Regions from separate parts of the Homo sapiens genome. Here region 2 is linked to region 1. Evidence: read pairs that join two places in POLR2A ChIA-PET (ENCODE). Cell type or tissue: PC-9. All regions are shown on one strand. Each heading gives the region's core, and the rest is flanking DNA. Links, peaks and the distances in the headings are about the cores only. Region 1 overlaps GALNT7 (polypeptide N-acetylgalactosaminyltransferase 7). Region 2 overlaps GALNTL6 (polypeptide N-acetylgalactosaminyltransferase like 6).

What was found. ChIA-PET counts read pairs that join two places held together with the same protein. Peaks named below come from ENCODE experiments on the same cell type or tissue, not always from the same donor. Only the 100,000 strongest peaks of a DNase experiment are listed, where the experiment ranks them.
Region 2: POLR2A ChIA-PET joins it to region 1 with 5 read pairs; 4 of 35 experiments call an interaction of 5 or more read pairs at or near these places.

What each region holds. Positions count from the first base shown.
Region 1 is chr4:173,272,826-173,282,336 of GRCh38, forward strand. The region is part of intron 2 of GALNT7 (polypeptide N-acetylgalactosaminyltransferase 7); the gene reads left to right. It overlaps LOC124900812 (a long non-coding RNA gene), which reads right to left. Exons shown (of 3, transcript XR_007058367.1): 2 at 1-9,511. Among named protein-coding and RNA genes, the nearest start is that of MIR548T, 9.4 kb to the left of the region's middle. RefSeq lists a silencer at 2,489-2,691. In PC-9, for the core only: no CTCF peak of the experiment used is centred there; no DNase peak of the experiment used is centred there.
Region 2 is chr4:172,993,874-173,003,384 of GRCh38, forward strand. The region is part of intron 10 of GALNTL6 (polypeptide N-acetylgalactosaminyltransferase like 6); the gene reads left to right. Among named protein-coding and RNA genes, the nearest start is that of GALNT7, 170 kb to the right of the region's middle. In PC-9, for the core only: no CTCF peak of the experiment used is centred there; DNase peaks (open chromatin) are centred at 4,778 and 4,888; H3K4me3 peaks cover 261 bases; H3K27ac peaks cover 1,354 bases.

The DNA of each region.
Region 1 (9,511 bases), core at 2,049-7,048:
TCTGTTCTGTGAGTTAATAAATGTTAACTGTTGTATATTACATACTCTTTTCCATATTTGTTTTACAGTGGAGAGGGTCTTCAAAAAACGATCTAGTACATCTCTTCATTTTGCTATAGGGCCATTACTATCAATGTTTAAGACTTCTGTAAGTAAATATTACAACCTGTCTTGCAACCAATCCTGTAATATCTAACAATTCTCTTTTGAGAAATTATTTACTAACTCCAGCCTAAAGTTATCATGCTGCTACTGTAAGACTGTACCTCTTCAGTCATTAACAGTGTTGAAATTTGCTTTTGGAAATGTAAGTCCTCCATATGGTTGATGTCATTTCCTCATTGTAATTAGAGTACATCGAGAAGGCATATAATCACTCACTGAGTGATGAAACATGGATTGGGAGAGATGACTCAATAAACATTTTAAGGAATGTTTGTAAAGTGTGATTTTCAAATCTGTGTTGAACTTAAATTCCCAACTTGTTCTCTGCACAACTGTTTTTTACTGACTTGCACCTTGGTACAATGCCATTGGTCTCCATTGAAGTCTTTATGGAAAACAGCACAGTGAAACTCTTTACTGTGTTTACCATAAGGAGGCCCCTGTTGTTGTTGTTTAAAAACAACAACAAAAAATCCCATCCGATCTTCACGCCATGAATATTGTACTTCTTCTGAACAACTGGTTTGTTAAACACAGACCTCACCAGGTTTTCTTGCTAGAAAATTCAAGCCAATATTGTGATTTACCCATAAGAAGTATTTGGTATACCCAACCCACCATGCTACTCACTTGGGGTGGTGCGTTCATAGTGTGCTCATTGTCAGTCGTACCCCAGAACTGTGCACACAGGAGCCCTTGACCCTCTGGTATATACTTCTAAAACCTCATTCTTGATTCCTCCTTCTTTTTCCTCTCATTCTTTCTTTATCCATCTTTTTCCCTCCTTCTATTTTTAACTTTTGTAATACTGTTTTATTCTGTGTGTCTTTGTAAGCTGCTCAAAGTCCTTGTGGAATAAGGTGTAGCATAAGTTAATAACTAAGTCAAAAATGCAGACCTTTATTTGCTCAGACTGTTAAGTTATCTATACATCCATGCATGGTGCCCAATGTTGATCCTTACTCCTGTTGTTTCAGCTCAAATATATTGGTGTTTGATAAGCTGGTACTTCTGTAACACAGAATATGGCATGTAAGCTCATATTTGAAATGAGAGTCCAATATAGCTATAAACATATGGCTTACACTGTGAAATGTTCTTTTTTTCCTTTCCCAGGGAGTTTTGAAGAAATATACAAGAACATATGTCCAGTCCTAGGAATCCCTGCCAGATTTTTTTTCTCTAAATTGTGGTTTGAGATTTCAAATCATTAACTGGATACATCTGTCTGAGTATGTTTTCCTTTTCAAAAAAAGAAAATTTGAAAATAGCTACCCAAAAGACATAGTTCAGTATTCTTAATTTTCCATAACATAGTTAGTATCCTCAACCTTTAAAATTAAACTGACATTCTCTGAGCTGTGTGCAGTCATTTTGTTGGTGGCCATGTATTTCCTGGGTATTGGGTGAAAATAAGGAATTTATTTTCCTGTATGTTGTTTAAGCATATATTTGTGTGTAATTCTTAGTAAACTTGTAGGTTTAAGGAAAGAGCCTTCAAATTAGAGTCAAAGGATTCATTTTTAAATCTTGCTGCTGTCACTAACTGTGTGACTTTAAGCAAATCATATAACCTAACAGAGCCTCAGTTTCTTTATATATAAAATGAATAATAATAATAATGCCTGCCCTTTCTATTTCACAGGGTTACTGTGAAACTCACATGAGATAACATGTATTAAAGTGCTTTGAAACTAATAGCAGAGCTATTAGAACTGCATTGCCTCAGTCTGGGATAAAAGGAGATCACAATAACTAATAGCAAAATCACCATTTATTTGGCTTAAATACTATCTACTCTGCTAGAATTTTAACTCCCTCAAATTCACAACTAGTTCTGGGAGTCAGCCGGGGATGTTGAACATATGCTTGGGAATGGATCCTGTTGGATTCCTCATGGATGCTCATGTGCCTTCTCTGTGGCTCACTGCTGTCGTCTCCTCTGCTGCTCTTGCAGCCAGTGCTTAGTGACTCCACGGTCATAGGACCTGACGCCTCTAATGTCCTCACCAAAAGGAAATACAGTCATCCCCATGCAGCCACTCTTAACAACTGTCAGCTGTGAAGTTCTCACCTACATCTTCTCTCATGGTATCTCAACATGGGGAGCATAACTTTCTCATTTTTGGGGGCTCATTAGGACACTAAGTGAGGAGGAGCATCAGGGGATGGCTGAGACTGAGGTGTTCTCTAAAACTGTATTCGAACGTTTCTGTCCCAGAGTTTATACACATTATTTAAGGTTATAGTAGAGACTGCAAGCTGAATGGTCCAATGACGATGTGACCTTTAAGAAGCCTCTGGCTTCCTTCGTGAATTCTAACCGTACCGTTACTGTGTTTGAGGATCACTGGCAGCCGAGCTCTGAGTGGGGAACTGAGATAAGAAAGGTGTTGTCATGATAACACCTGGACAGCTGCATCCCACAGACTATGGGAGTGCCAGGAAACTGGCTACCTCACAGCAGAGTAGAGAAAATGGAAATAAACACAAATATAAGCTTTTCAGTGAGCTGTGGGTCAGAGAAGGCCACAAGTGGTCTGGCAGATCATGGTGCAGCTCTTTGTTTCATGAGCTACGTGCAGCAGTAGTTTTTATGAGCTCTTTTTGTAGCTTTCCAGCCCTAGGATTCAGCCATGGTAAGGTGGAAAGTTTCTGGTACTAGCCCTGCTGTTCTGCTAACAATGGTCCACTTTCCTCCAAACCCATTGATTATTTAGACATGAAATAAATCTATGCATCTCAACTCTCTGCCTCAGAAAATGAAATCTGTCCCAGGAAAAGTTCAGATGCAGTAACCTGCTAGGAACTAGGGATGCTTGTCTTAAAACCCTACACACATGGCAAACACTGTTTTATTTAGATTGAGCTGATTGGGAGGGGTGGACCTGATAGGGATATGGGCATGATGAGCTAAAGCCACCAACTGGCGCTACCTTCAAAAATGGGTCCTACCTTCCAACTATGGCACCATACAGTACACTCCAAAGCAAGGATTGTAGTTAACAGCCATACTTTCTTAATTATCTAGTTTCATCCTGAAAGGCAGACCCATCCATTAATTCCATGAGCATTGATTTTGACTTTCAGCCTTAAATAGAGCAACAAGTAAACATTTTTTATTCCCCTTTTCATTAATATTTAATTCATTAATGAGGACAGTGGGTAATGTTCTGTGATATAGTACTCGTGTGACAAAGGAGTAGTCCCAGGAAAATTTTTGGAATCAAATCAACAAGTATGTATTGAGTTTTGACATAATACATGAAAATGCTGTTTTGGCTAAGAGCAGAACTTCTGATGATTAGTTTTGCTGACATTTTAATCTTGGAGATGATAAGGTAGAATTATAGGCTTAATTTTGACCTTCACAGGGATTGATTGATAATAACATTGGAAAAAGGTAACTAGGTTATCTTAGAGTCTCTATTAGCCAAGGAAAAGAAGAGAAAGTCTTCAAGGAATTGAGGCATTGTTTGAGAAAATGATTAAATAAAAAACTATAACCACAGTTTTATTTTGTCTAGTTAAAATAAAGAATATATAGTATTATCAAGAAAAGAATAGTCTACATGGGGGTTAGAATAAGGGAACCTAAGAAAAGATGTGATTATTGTACCACTAGCTATCCATCAGAGAGGGAGCTTGAGTCAGTCAGTATAAATTTAGTCTGTTCAGCACACCCTATTGTGGAGGAGGAAGCAGGGAGCTTCAAAACTGTAAGGCATCAGCCATTAAAACAGATTCTGTGTTTGCCAAGCAACCTTCTCATTGTGACCAGAGTTTGCAGGCAGAGTTTCCAGTGATGACTAGGTTGCATGAAAATTTTTTTTTTCTCATTTCAAACAGTATTTTATGTATCAGCTTCTTGTTTGGTGAGCATGTGTAATTCTCTTAAGTTTAATTAATTTTGCATATTTATAACAATTTTTAGGACCTTCCAAGTAGTACCATCTCTGTCTCTAGCTTACCTTCCTGTAACTTCAACAATGACCATAGAGGAAGATCTCCAATAATCTCAAATTTAAAGAGACGATAGATAGATTGATTGATAGATTGATTGATTAAAACTTAGTGAAAAGCTCTCAGTTTAACTCTTAGTTCATTAATATATAATAAACTAAAATTTACAAAAATATCAAGTGTAGCGTTTAGACATGGATTATTTGCCCATAAACAAATCTGTTTAACTAGTTTAACCTTAAACAAAAAAATGTGGAGCGGGGTGGTGCGAGCTACTAGTTGAAAGGATATATGAGTATCTCATAGAACCCAAGGTCAGGAAGTACACATGGTGGCTGTGGGAGACTCGGAAGTACAAACTGAAAAGTTGAGAACTAAAGTCACATGCTCTGTCTTTCTCAGAGTTCATGAATTCTCATCTCTACTTCTTTCTCTCTGCTTCTGCATGAAAATAGCTGTCCAGTCCTTGCCTGACAATGCAAGAGCCTAGTAGAAACCAACAAGAGTTCCAGAAGCTCAGAGTTTGCAGAGAAGGACTCTGATTGGCACTTCTCAAACAGGTGTGCACTCTGAGTCCATTTTGATGGCCTAGGGATGACGTCACATGGTTGCTTTTTCTTGGGAACTGCTGTTTAAGGAGATTCTTAGAGAAGGGGACCTCAGTAGGGCCAAGTGATGGAACAGCTTTCAGAAAAACAGGAGACATTCTAGATATGTATTCCAAGTGTTGTCTGCAACGATTAAAAAATTGCTTTAAATTCTGTTCAGAGTAAAATAATGAAAAAGCAAAGAGTAGGCAGATTATTAGGGCAAATTATATGATTTTAACGTATGAGAAGAAAGACAGATGTGCAATACTTTTTTGTTTCCTTCTTAGTTATCTGCAGGAGTGATTTCCATATTGAAAGTATTATAACTGACATCTTAAGAGTGCACTAGATTTGTTAAAGCCTTTAAAGCCTCTTACAGCACCAGCTATTGAGGAACTTGCCAGATGAGTTTGAGAGGAAGTACTGTCAGTAATCCTCAGGTACTGGAGAGAAGAGGAGAAATTTTAGGAAACTGGAGGTGGGAAAATACTACCTTATATTTTTCAAAGGGGAGAGAGAAAACTTGTTCTTGGAAACTTGTCACTGATACACAGTATTTAAGGGAGATCATTTAAACATATTTAAAAAGTAGCCATCACTAGGTACCAGCATGGGGCTATGAAAAAGAGTCAGACCAAAGTCACAGCTACACCTAAAAGAAGACATGTGTTTACCTTAGTAGACCAGGAGACTGTGTGATAGATACCTCCTGCAGTGTGAGTTAGCAAGATATTTGAGTAAAGTGTTCAGATCCCCGTGGAGAAGAGAAATAAATATAGTTTGAATGATAGTGCAATTAGGTGAAATTGATAAATGGAGTGATATCAACCTCTCAGGGAAAACACATAGCTTTAAAACAGTATTTGACCTCATATTCCTCCATATAAACAGTAGATAAAGTGGAATCATATTAGTCCAATTTTCAACATAGAAAACTGGGAGGGATGGTTATACACAACAAATGACAAAAACCAAAGAGGGCAGAACCTGCTGGAACATGCACCTAAACCAACAATATAAAATGCAATAAATGTAAACATGGTATTTTATACTAAGTTCAACTGCTGAAATATAAAATGGGAAACATTGGACTTAACAGTAATTTGGGGAGAAAAATTTTAGGGAATTGTGAGATAGCAATATGATATAGTTGCAAAAATACAGTGCCAATATAATTTTAGATTATACTTTTAAAGGAATTATATCCAGACTAAGAGTTGTAGCGTTGATCTCATATATTGTCCAGTCCACATCTGAATTATTGTAGCAGTCCTTTTTGGGAAAGATGTTGACAAAATGGGGCATTTCCAGAGAGGGATAATGAGGAATTTTAATCTATAAATTTCTTTCGAAGCTTAGATTTTTTATTTTGCTATGTGTAATGCACTGTATGGAATAAAATCTACCATACTGTGTTCCCAAGGAGCATACTTTGTGTCATTCCAACCAGTGTCCATAGAAACTGAACACTTGGGTAAAATTCACTCCCCTCAGTCTATTGATTCTGATAACTGGGTTTAACAGTGACGTATTAGGCCATTCTTGCATTGCTGTAAAGGAATAACAGAGACCGGGTAATTTATGAAGAAAAGAGGTTTAATTGGCTCATGGTTCTGCAGGCTGTACAAGCATGGCACTGACATATGCCTGGCTTTGGGGGAGGCCTCAGGAAGCTTACAATCATGGCAGAAGGCAAAGGGGGAGCAGGTCTCACATGGTGAGACTGAGAGCAAGAGAGAGTGGAGGGTAAGCTACACATTTTTAAACAACCAAATCTCACCAGAACTCACTGTTGTGAGGAGAGCACCAAGAGGATGGTTCTAAACATGAGAAATCCGCCCCCACGATCAAATCACCTCCCACCAGGCCCCACCTCCAACACTGGGGACTACATTTTAACATGAGATTTGTGGGGGGCAAACATCCAAACTATATCAAGTGATAAACTGTCTTTTCACTGAAAATGTATATTGATTTCTGAATGCTAAATTAAACTTTGTATTCTACATTAGTAACATATTCAAGTGTCAGCACTGTTTCTTATAAATTGTAAGCATTTTTCCACTTCCTTTTATGATGAAAATGAGCAAAAGAGGTTTTAGATGAAAGCAGGAAAGGTCCTCAATTTATTATAAAATAAAAATGGAGGCCGGGCATGGTGGCTCACGACTGTAATCCCAGCACTTTGGGAGGCTGAGGCAGATGGATCACCTGAGGTCAGGAGTTCGAGACCAGCCTGACCAACATAGCCAAACCTTGTCTCTACTAAAAATACAAAAAAGTTAGCCAGGTGTGGTGGCGCGTACCTGTAGTCCCAGCTCTTCGGGGGGCTGAGGCACAAGAATCACTTGAACCCGGGTGGCAGAGGTTGCAGTGAGGCAAGACCATGCCACTGCACTCCAGCTGGGTGATAGAGCGAGACTCTGTCTCAATAAAAAGGAAAAAAAAAAGGATAGTTAAAAAAAATCAGTGTTTCTCAAATTGAGGATTTGTTTCCTATGCCTAAAGAATCTTCCTGGTTATATTTACTTCAGAATTAAGGGGAGAGAATCAAAAATGACTCTTTGTCTTGAGACTCCTAGTGAATGGTCTAAAAGTAAGAAACAACCTTTAAGAGGAGCGAGAGATGAGTAACTTCCACACACCAAATACACAAAAGCATGCACACACACATTATTGTAGATTAATGATAGTGTATATTGAGTGCAGGGACTCGCAGCCTCAAAATGTTACGTTTTTCATAGTCTGCTGAATTAGATATTATTTATTGATGAAGTCTAAATATAACAAGGTTTTATATTAAACTACAGATGTTAAAAACATAGCTGATACAGAGAAAATGCAAGTGAGACATTTCATTTTTATTTTTGAAATCTATTTTTTAAGTTATTGGAAAATCACTATGGAAATTCATTATTCTCATATTTTCTGCTAATGCCAAGCACCTGACCCAGATAGCTACCCTGAAAATATTCTGTAAAATTACTCTAAGAATAACTCTAATCATTGCAAGCCTGTAATCTGAATGTGAGTATATGTGATCAGAGCAGTTCTACAATGTAGCTGAACCAGTACTGTCCTTGGTGTTAGAGGATTTTAAAGCTTTCTTGGGAAATGAGATACCAAAGAGGAGAAATTAGTCAAAAATATATATCAGGGCCCATCCATTTAAATGTTGTCCTTCTTATTAGAACTTATTACAAATTCTACACCAGTAAAGTGAGAGGAATGATGCAGAATAGGGGGTTTTACCTCAATACAATGGGCATTTCTTTCTTACTAAATCTTAATAGCAAGGCTTTGTGTATTATAAATACTACTTCTGTGTGCTCTACCCAGTGGCTTCATCTCACAGTGACAAACCAGAAAAGAGCTAAACTTTAAGATCCTGCCTTCAGGTTGACGGTGGCAAATGAAAGCTTGTAATTGAAGGTAGCTCAATTTGTGTTGGGCTGAAGCTTTCATTTGGGATAAGTGTCCAATCCAGTCGGCCCAAAATTCAGACTCCCTCTCTGGGCTGTTTCTGTGCTCCAGAGGGTCTCTTTTCCTCTCTTCCTTTTCTCTCTAGCATCCTGGTGACAGGAGGATTGTGCACCCTTGAGGAACATGTTTTAGATGGTTCTGGCCTGCTTACCTCTGTCTCTGCTGCCTCCTCCTGGTTCTGGGTAGGTGTGCCTGTCTTCCCGGGTATACTGGCACCCTTTCATCTGCTGCTGAAGGAACCCCTGCTGCAGTAACTTCTATTCAGTTCTCTTGCTGCCTTTGGGACCAACGGTCCTTTCCTCACCAGACCCACTATGGGGACTTATCTCCATTTTGGCCCTCACTGGTACTGTGGATCCTCTGAAGCCCGCTTGTCTACAAGAGCCTGTCGTGTCTTAAGCCTTCCATCCCATAGAGTTGCCACATGTCATCCTATTCCTTATTACTGTGACCCCTGGCAGGCCACTGGCTCTCAACTCTTAGCTACCATCCATGTTCCCCACTGGAAGCATGTGGAAACGTCTGGGCTCCCTGGCTGCACCCTACAGCCAAGGGAGACTGCACAGCAGATGTGGAAAGGGAAGTTGTCTCTAGGTCTCCTGCCCAAGTACACTTCAGCATGGTTTCTCTTTCACATGGCAACCACCTTCTATTGGATAGTCTCCTCCAAAGCTGGGAAATGGAGGCTGCGCACAAATCCGTTCCTTCATCTGCTTTTGTTACCTTCTATCCCCTTGTTCCCTCCAGATTTCCTACCTCTCCCTAGTAGAAGAGCTTCTACTTCCCTTTTCTGTGGAAGAGGAACATGTCCTCCTCCACAGAATGTGGAGCCATGTGGACTTAACTTGTTCTGTTGCAGTTTTGCCAGTGCACCTTAAAGTAGCGGTTTCTCGTTGTCTGAACAAGTACCCGGGGTTCTTTGTCCTGCATCCAAAAAAATTAAGGAGCATGGACACAAGGGTGGGGGTGGAGTGAAAGTTTAATAAGCGAAAGAAAGCACTTCGCAGCGGAGAGGGGAGTCCGAGTGGATTGCCGAGTTACAGCTGACTCCAGAAGCTTTTATAAGAAACTCTTCTCATCTCTGTAGCAGTTTGAGTAACTTCTCCTATCAGTAAAGCTGTCTGTGCAACTCCCCTTATCTTATGCAGCTGTGGGTATGTCTCTAGGCAAGCACAAAGCGCCACTTCTCTTTTCTGTATAACTGTGGGTTTGTTTTAGGTAAGCCCCCGTCTTCCCTGTGCAAGTTTCTGTGGAGCCCACCATGTATATGCCTCAAAAGGGGAGGAAACTTTTTCCTGGGAGCTTGCTAA
Region 2 (9,511 bases), core at 2,460-7,459, 280 kb before region 1:
ATTGTGCCACTGCACTCCAGCCTGGGCAACAGCAGAGAAACTCCATCTCAAAAACAAACAAACAAAAAAAATATTGGCTTTTGACACCCACCCTTCATATCACAGTCCGACCAAACCCCAACCCGTTCATTGTCAGAACTATCCACTCATTGAATCTAGCATGATTCATTGCATCCACAGTAAGAAATTTGAGGAGGGAGATTAAATAAAATGCTTAAATGAGAAGCACGTATGAGATTTTTCAGAAAGCTGACTGGAGCATTCACATATTATCAGATTACTACAATAACTGTTGTATAAGATGGTGCCCTGGGTAGCATTTCTGATGTCACTGGTTTGGAAGGAGTATATTTGCTTTTTTTATAGAAAATATCAATCAGTTTTCCCTATCAGTTTTGCATGAATTTTCCTTGCTACAGGAAACAGTGATGGACTGCTGGTCAGTGTGACTTGGAACTTTAAGGCTAGACCTTTGAAATTCAACAGTTTAGGTCCCCATTAGTTTGATTTTAGAGCAGGAGTTAAGAAATAGTTTGAAGATGTATTTTTACCACACCTCAGCTGTGAGCTCCACAAAACAGAAAGGCCATTGCTTTATAATTTAAGGCTCACAGAGAAATATTTCAGGGAAGTAGTTATACCATGAAATACTTTACAAATGTTACATTACAGTTTCATATGCCAAATGAAATTTGACATTTTCACCTTTGTTCCCCTTAAAGAGCCAAGTCATCTCTTTTAATATGTTGAATGTGTTTAGCAGTGCTGACATTCGCAATAGATAACCCAGACCGTGAATTATTTTACCTGAAAATAAAGACAATTTGCAGGCCTTCCTTAGAAGACCGGCTATTACACTCAAGAATGGGCTCAAGAGAATCTACTTCTCTAGAGAACTTGAAAAGCCCCATGGGTCTCAGGGGTTTTGCTGCCATCCTGTCCAGGGCTAAAAGGTCATATCCTCAGAACCAGTCCCATGATTTTGATTGCAGGTCTTCATGGACTAATGGTCCTGAATCTTACACAGAGCTTAACAACTGTATATTAGACCATATTTTCAACCTGCTCACATTTCAACCATCTGACCTGACTTCAAAGGGAGAATTATTTTATCTAGACACCATATTGTGTGAGTAGTTTTTCAAGTACTAAAAATTTGCTTTATCTTCAAAGCCTGTGACTATGGCCCTTGGCTTTGAGGATAATATTGGAAGTGGCTTTTCATGATTGTACTAGAACCAGAGCAAATCTTAGATTTATTGGCAATTCATATATGAATCCAACCATTGGGAGAAGTGTTTATATTCATAAAATAGCACTCTAGAAAAAAAATGACAGGAATATTAAATGTGGAGACATTAGTTAAAAGATCAGCTGCTTACCCCGCACAGTGTGGTTCAGTGAAAATACAGCTGCATGCCATTTTCTGACTGATGATGCAGGAAATATGATGACCAGCCACGTCCAGCTTGCAGGCCACTTGAGGTTTCTTCCCACAATCTGGGAGTGGAAGGGGGCCACACTGTCTCCACAGCACATAAGCCAACTTCTGTGGCTTTCCTTCAAAGCAGCATTCCCTGCTTTTAAATATCTTGACGCAGGTTCAAGTGGAGCACAGGAACTGCTATTCCCGTAGATTCTTTCTCCCACAGAATACTGAAAACTCATGAACTCCTGACTTAAAGTACCTTTCAGGATTTTCAGTTATCCTTTTGATGAGTTTCTCTGCAGATATTCTTGAAGTCTCACGGTGAAGTTTTCTATCAGATCTCATTTTCTCTCCTCTTGTGCACCCTTAATTTACTTATCTGAGTTTTGTAAATTGTAGGGAGAAAAAGAAGAGCTAAAGTAAACTTGTTCATCTCCTAAGTTACTTCTTATAACTGTTTTAAATGCCTGCTTTCATGTTTCTGACATGCCATGCTCTTTTGTCTCATAACAAATATTTGAATAACTCATTTCAAAACATAACATTGTCACCTGAGTTTTCAAAAACCCTTGGTCAGCCAAGCTGGCTTTTGGTTATTTCCTCACCTGACCACGCCTCTGTTCCAACAGGGCACTCATGAGAGAATCTATAACAAAACACTTCTTTCCTTGACTTTATGAAATCACAGCACAAAAACCTAAGAAAAAAATTTAACTGTGGTAGAATGATTTATATTCCTTTGGATACATACCCAGTAATAGGACAAATGCATGATATGTTCATTGCAGCACTATTCACAATAGCAAAGACATGGAATCTATCTAAATGTCCATCAGTGACAGATTGGATAAAGAAAATGTGACACACACACACACACACACACACACCATGGAATACTATGCAACCATAAAAAAAATGAGATCATGTCCTTTGCAGGGACATGGATGAAGCTGGAGGCCGTTATCCTTAGCAAACTAACGCAGGAACAGAAAATCAAATATTACATGTTCTCACTTACAAGTGGGAGCTAAATGATGAGAACACATGGATGCATAGAGGGGAACAGCACACACCGGGGGCTATGGGAGGGTGGAGGGTGGGAGGAAGGAGAGATCAGGAAAAATAACTATTAAATACTAGGCTTGGTATCTGGGTGACAAAATAATCTGTACAACAAACCCCCATGACACAAGTTTACCTATATGACAAACCTGCACATGGACCCCTGAACCTAAAATAAAGTTAAAACTTTTTTTAACTTAAAAGAAGAATTAATAGTTTCGGAGGGCTCTCATTCTCATGTGATCAGAAAAACACAAATTGTTCCATATGCTCTGTTTACAAAGAGTAAGTCCAAGCTAGCAAAGCTTTCTAATCTTCAAAGATGATATGAGAGGGCAGGAATAAACTTGCACTCAGGCAGAACCAAGTAGAGTGATGTACCCCTGGCTGTTGATCACAAGACGAGCTACTTTCCAGTGAACTGTATGAGTCAGGATGAAGTCACCACTCTTCTGCCATTTTCTAACTTTTCCTTTCAGAAATGGATTTTTTTAAGTCCAGGTTTAAAATCTAGAGCCTCTTGCAAAGGTTAGGAGATGTTTGCTCCTATTGCTACTCCATGGTGCCTTTTCTTGTGCCACCGCAGCCTCCCCTAGAGTCAAGCCACTCATGGGTAACCAGGTCTTCTTCTTCAGTCTTGTATTTTGAAGACTTCATTGTCATGTCTCCATCCCTTGGCAGCCCCGAGTGTTAAAGTGATTTTCTTTCTAACTCCACTTCAGTGTCTCTATCTGTACCAGACTCCAATCCTATTTTTGACTAGGATCACTTCTTTTCTAAACCCAAGGACTCACAGCCTTCTTTAATTTCCATGTGTTTCCTTGAGCTCAGTAAAGCAGTTGCCACAGATTTAACGCCTAAAATGACATTTTTTCCAGTGAATTAGTTATAACCATTACCATTTGCTTGGTAAAAAGAGCCCAGGTCTAGGAATTAGACATGGGTGCGAATCCTGCCTGCTGTCTGCTGGTTGGATAGTACTGGACAAACCACCTACTTTCTCGGAGCCTCAGTTGCAAACGTGAATGAAAACACAGCATGGCGAGAGTGCAGATGAGGAAGTGAAATGATGCCCGTGAAAGCATCCAGTTCAGTAAGAACCTTAATTTATTTTCCTTCTAGCAGAAAAGAGTTGCTTATCCTAACCCCAAAAGGTAGTAGAGTAGCTTATTTATATGAATTTCTCTCTGTGTCTATTTGTGAAAATCAACTTGTTTTTGGCCAGAGATCCTTAACTTAAAACTTTCTATTTTGTGATAATAGACTGGGAAGGGTGAGTGGGGGCAGGGGGAAGGGTGAAGAGATGTGGATTAAAGAGTACAAACATGCAGTAAGATAGAGGGAGTAAATTCAATGTTTGATAACAGAGTGGCATGACTATACTTCATAAAAATGTATTGTGTTTGGGAGATGGACACCGTAAATACCCTGACTTGGTCACTATGCTTTATATGCATGTAATGGAATTTCTCATGTTCCCCATAAATTCACACAAGTAAAAAAGTTTTTGTTTTGATGCCAGACATGTTTCACAAATAATAAAATGCTTAGCTTCAAGTGGCAAGACATGGCTTTAGGAAAAGGTGATTTGAAGCAGAACACATATAAACCTAAGGGCCCTCTGATAATATTTCTGCTGTGGGCTCTTCTTTCTCTTGCATAATGTAAGCCAGCTTCTGAAATGAGTAGTCCCAACAAGTCCCAGGGCAAGAGAGAGATGCCAAAGCAATTACATTTATGGTAAATTCAGAAAAGGAAAATGTGCACAAGATAGGAAGAAAATCTCTGCAGGCATAATTTGAAGGAAAGGCACTAGGTGGTCTCTGCCAGCAGTCATTGGATGTGACTAGCATGGAGCAATTAGAGGTGGAATGGATCTGTTTAAGCAAAAATGGTGTGATGGCTATGAGGCAAAGCCTTAAATAGTGAAAAATCCTATAAGAATCACAAAAGCATTCCTAGTATGTTGCATTTATATGCTGCTTTTAATTTCTACAAGCACTTCACAATTTTTTTATCAGAGTCTCAAATGAATTATGTTAGGGCTTATATGTAATTCTATTCTCAAATATCCCTATCCCCAAAATGTTTATTTTAATTCTGCTTTTCTCCTGTATATATCATTCCCATCACTATCAAGCTTCTTGAAAGAGAAACTTCCATTTGTTGACTCTGTTCACCTTCCATTTTTTTCTCAGTCCTCTTGGCAATCTGTCTTCTACCTTCATTCATGAAACCACAGAAACTGTCCTTTGAAAGGTCTCTGGTGACTTCCTTATTGCCAAATCCAACAGCCTCTCCCTAGGCCTCCCCTACTGGATCCCTCTATGAAATTTGACACTGCAGCTCACCCCTCCCACCTTGAAACTCTTCTCCCAGGCTTCTTTATGATTTCTTCTTATTTTCTCCTTCTTATTTCTAGCTACACTTTCTTTGCTCACTTTCAAAAAAAGTCATTCCCTGGAGTTCCCCCCTCAATCTTCTCAAATTCATTTCTATTCTTTGCTTGAGTGAGATCATGTACTTCTATTATTTCAATTCTTACTCATACGTGGTTGCATCAGTCCAAGTCCAGCCAGAAGACAGAAATCACACCAGTAATTTGAATAGGGACATTTTAATATTAAAAAAAAAAAAAAAACGTTGGCTGGTAAAAGGGGTAAAAGAGGGCTCTAGGGAGTACTGAAGCAGCAACTCCAAAAAACAATAACTATCATTAGGGCTGAGGAATGTGAGCAAGGCAGGAACTTGGAAACTTAGAAGAACTCTCCAACTTTTCCCACGCCAAGGTTGAGATTCAGGCCTCATTTGATGTGGTGTGGCTGTCATATACATGCAGCTTGGTAGTGATAAAGAAACTTGCAGGACATAGCAGCTGCTGCTTATCTCTGAGGGCCACTCCTGCGAGGGCTGCTCTCTTCCACCCCACCCCACATGCCCATTTACTGGCTATCACATGGAAAAACTGTGCATGCGTGCGCACTCACACACACACACGAAAAACCTTCCTCCTGCTCAGCCCTTCCAGTGTCCTTCCAGCACCCTCTATTAGCAAAATTGTATCCACTGACAAAATTGTATCCACTGACAAAGGAGAAATATCTACAGGGTCCATCTTGAGAATCACAAACTAAGGCAAAAAAGGATTTGAAGTTGAAAGGCAAAATATTAGTAGAATATTAGCAAAATATTAGTAGAACAGTAGATAAGAGCATATACCCAAATAGGCATTTCTTACCCTGACCCATCTTCCAAATTTCAGACTTCTAGGTGTCTATATATAGATGTCCCAGAGACACCTCAAACTCAGCATGCCTTCTTTATTATACTCATGGAAACAGTTGTCAAGAGCTGTAATTTTTATTTAAAATGTCTAAACACATATCTTCTTTTGAATACATATTATATATATATATATATAATTTGGATATATTATTTGGATACATTCTATCATTAGTTCAGATTCTCATTGCCAATTAGAACTAGTACCCATTATGACAATTACATAACTCTCCACCTGTCTTTCTCATAATCACCAGAATTTACTGTCTAAAACAAGTTTTTGTTCTCAAAAACATTTAATGATCTTTTTGCCAACAGAACAAGGTCTAAATCCCTTATCTTGATATTTAAGACTCTTCACAAAATGGCACCAATACACTGCCCCAGTCTCATTTCTTACTACATCTTGATACTACTGCTACTACTACTATGAAACATTAACATCTATTGAGCACATAATATGGTCCATACACTAAAACAAATATATGTATAATCTCATTTAATACTCACATCACATTTATGAAGCATTATCCTTAATTTTAAGGAAAAAAACTGAGGCAAAAATAAGTTAAGTTAACTTGCTTAATGCCATGCAGCCCTACTAAATGGTGAAATCAAACTCTGGGCAGTCTAACTTCAGAATATGTGCATTTAACCACTACATTATATGTCTCCCGAAAAATAAATGAGAGTAGAAACACATTTAACAAATGGGTCTAAAGACTCATAAAAAACCACAAAATGTTACTGAAAGAAATTGCATATCTAAATAAATGGAAAAACATCCCATGTTCATGGATTTAAAAACGTGTTATTGTTAAATGGTGATACTACGCAAAGTGATCTACAGATTAGATGCAATCTATCAAAATCTAAATGGAATATTTTGTGAAAATAGAAAAACCCATCCTAAAATTTATATGGAATCTCAAAGGAACCTGAATAATGAAAACAATCTTGAACAAGAAAAACAAAGTTGGAGAACCCACATTTCCTAATTTCAAAACTTAATACAAAGCTACAGTAATCCAAAAAATGTGTGGTACAGGCATAAAGATAGACATATAGACCAAGGGAATCCAATAGATTGCCAAGAAATAAGCCCTCACATGCAAAGTTAATTGATTTTTGACAAGGGTGCCAATATCACTCAATAAGGAATGGACAGTCTGTTCAACAAATGGTGCTGGGAAAACTGGATATCCACTACTAATGGATTGAATTATGTCTCCCCAAAATTTATATGTTGAAATCCTAATCCTTGGTACCTCAGAATGTAACCTTATTTGGAAATCAGGTTATTGCAGATGTAATTAATTAAGATGAGATTATTCTGAGTATGGTGGGCCCCAATCCAATATGATTGGTGTCTTCATAAAAAGGGGAAATTTGGACACCAGCACACACACAAACAGAACATCAAGTGAACATAAAAGCAGAAACCAGCATGATATGTTAACAAGCCAAGGAACATCAAAGATTGCCACAAACCACCAGAAACTAGGAGAGAAGCATATTATGTACTCTCTTTCACAGCCCTCAGGAGGAACCAACCTGCAAACACCTTGATCTTGGTCTTTTAGCCTCCAAAACTGTCAGGCAATAAATTGCTGTAGTTTAATCCACTTGGTTTGTGGTGCTTTCCTTCGGAAGCCATTTCAAACTAATATATCTACGTGCAAAAAAATGAGGTTGTAAAATTTACTTTACACTATACACAAAATTTAATTCTAAATGGACCTAAACATAAGAGCTAAAACTATAAAACTCAGAATAAAACATAGGGGAAAATCTCCATGGCATTGGAATGTCAATGATCTCTTAAATATGACACTAAAGCACAGGCAACAAAAGAAAACAAATAGATAAATTGGACTTCATGAAAGTTAAAACTTTTGTGCATCAAAGGCACAATTGACAGAATGAAAAGGTAACCCACTGAATAGGATAAAATATTTACAAGTCATATATCTGATAAGGGATTAAGATCTAGAATATATATTTTCAAAACTCCTTAAACAAAAATAAAACCACAAATGACTCAATTCAGAAATAGGCAAAGAACCTGAATAGGCATTTCTCCAAACTATACAAATGCTCAATAAACAAATGAAAAGGTTTTCAACATCATTAGTCATTAGGGAAAAGCAAATCAAAACCACAATGAAATACCAGTTTACATCCACTAGGATGGCTATTACATAAACCAAAAAAACTACAAGTGTTGGCAAAAATATGAAGAAATTGGAACCATTGTACATTGCTTGTGGGAATGTAAAATGGTTCAGCTACTGTGGAAAACACTTTCATGGTTCCTCAAAAAGTTAAACATAGAATTACCTTAGGACCCAGCAATTTCATTCCTAGGTGTATGGGCAAAATAATTGAAAACAAGGATGGGAAAGATATTTACATGCCAGTGTTCACAGAAGCATTATTCACAGTAGCCAAAAAGTAGAAACAGGCCAGGAGCAGTGGCTCACGCCTGTAATCCCAGCACTTTGGGAGGCAGAGGTGGGCAGATCAAGAGGTCAGGAGATCGAGACCATCCTGGCCAACATGGTGAAACGCTGTCTCTACTAAATTACCAAAAGTTAGCCAGGTGTGGTGGTGCACACCTGTAGTCCCAGCTACTCAGGAGGCTGAGGCAGCGGAATCACTTGAACCCAGGAGGTGGAGAGTACAGTGAGCCAAGATTGTGCCACTGCACTCCAGCCTGGTGACAGAGTGAGACTCCATCTCAAGAAAAAGTAAATAAAAAAGTAGAAACAGTGCAAGTATCCATCAATAGATGAATGGATACAAATTTGGCATATTTATATATGTATATATTTATATATGTGTTTATTCATATAAATATATATGAGGTCGGGCATGGTGGCTCACACCTGTAATCCCAGCACTTTGGGAGGCCAAGGTGGGTGGATCATGAGGTCAGGAGATCGAGACCATCCTGGCTAATAAGGTGAAACCCTGTCTCTACTAAAAATACAAAAAAATTAGCCAGGCGTGGTGGTGCACACCTGTGGTCCCAGCTACTTGGGAGGCTGAGGCAGGAGAATCACTTGAACCCAGGAGGCGGAGGTTGCAGTGAGCCGAGATCGGGCCACTGCACTCCAGCCTGGGGGACAGAGTGAGACTCCGTCTCAAAAAAAAAAAAAAAAAAAGAATATTGGCCTTAAAAGGAAATGAAGTTCCGATACATGCTACAATGTTAAGTTAAATAAGCCAGACACAAAATGGCAAACACGGTATGGTTCCATTTATATGAGGTTTACAAAATATTATTTATAGTCAGTAGAATAGACAGTACCAGGGGTTGGGGGAGAAGGGGAAGTAGGGAGTTATTGCTTAATGATTAATAGTTGCTGTTTCGAATTATGAAATATTTTAGACATAGATCTTGGTGATGGTTACACAACATTTTGAATGCACTTAATGCTATTCAATTGAACATTTAAAATGGTTAAAATAATAAACTTTACATTATGTATATTTTATCACAATTTTTTAAAACAGCTCATGAGAAGATGTCAAAGGGCTGGGAGACTGGGATGGAGAGGAAAGGAGTGGGACATTCAGTACCTAGGACTAGAATCAGCAGAAATTGTTCATTCATTGAGGGGTAGGGAGGTGGGTATGTTTGGTGTGGCGCTCAAATTGCCAAATTGAGATCTTGGGGGATTGTGTAAGACACAGTGAAGATTAACCAGTGATACACACTGAAGAACAGGCCTG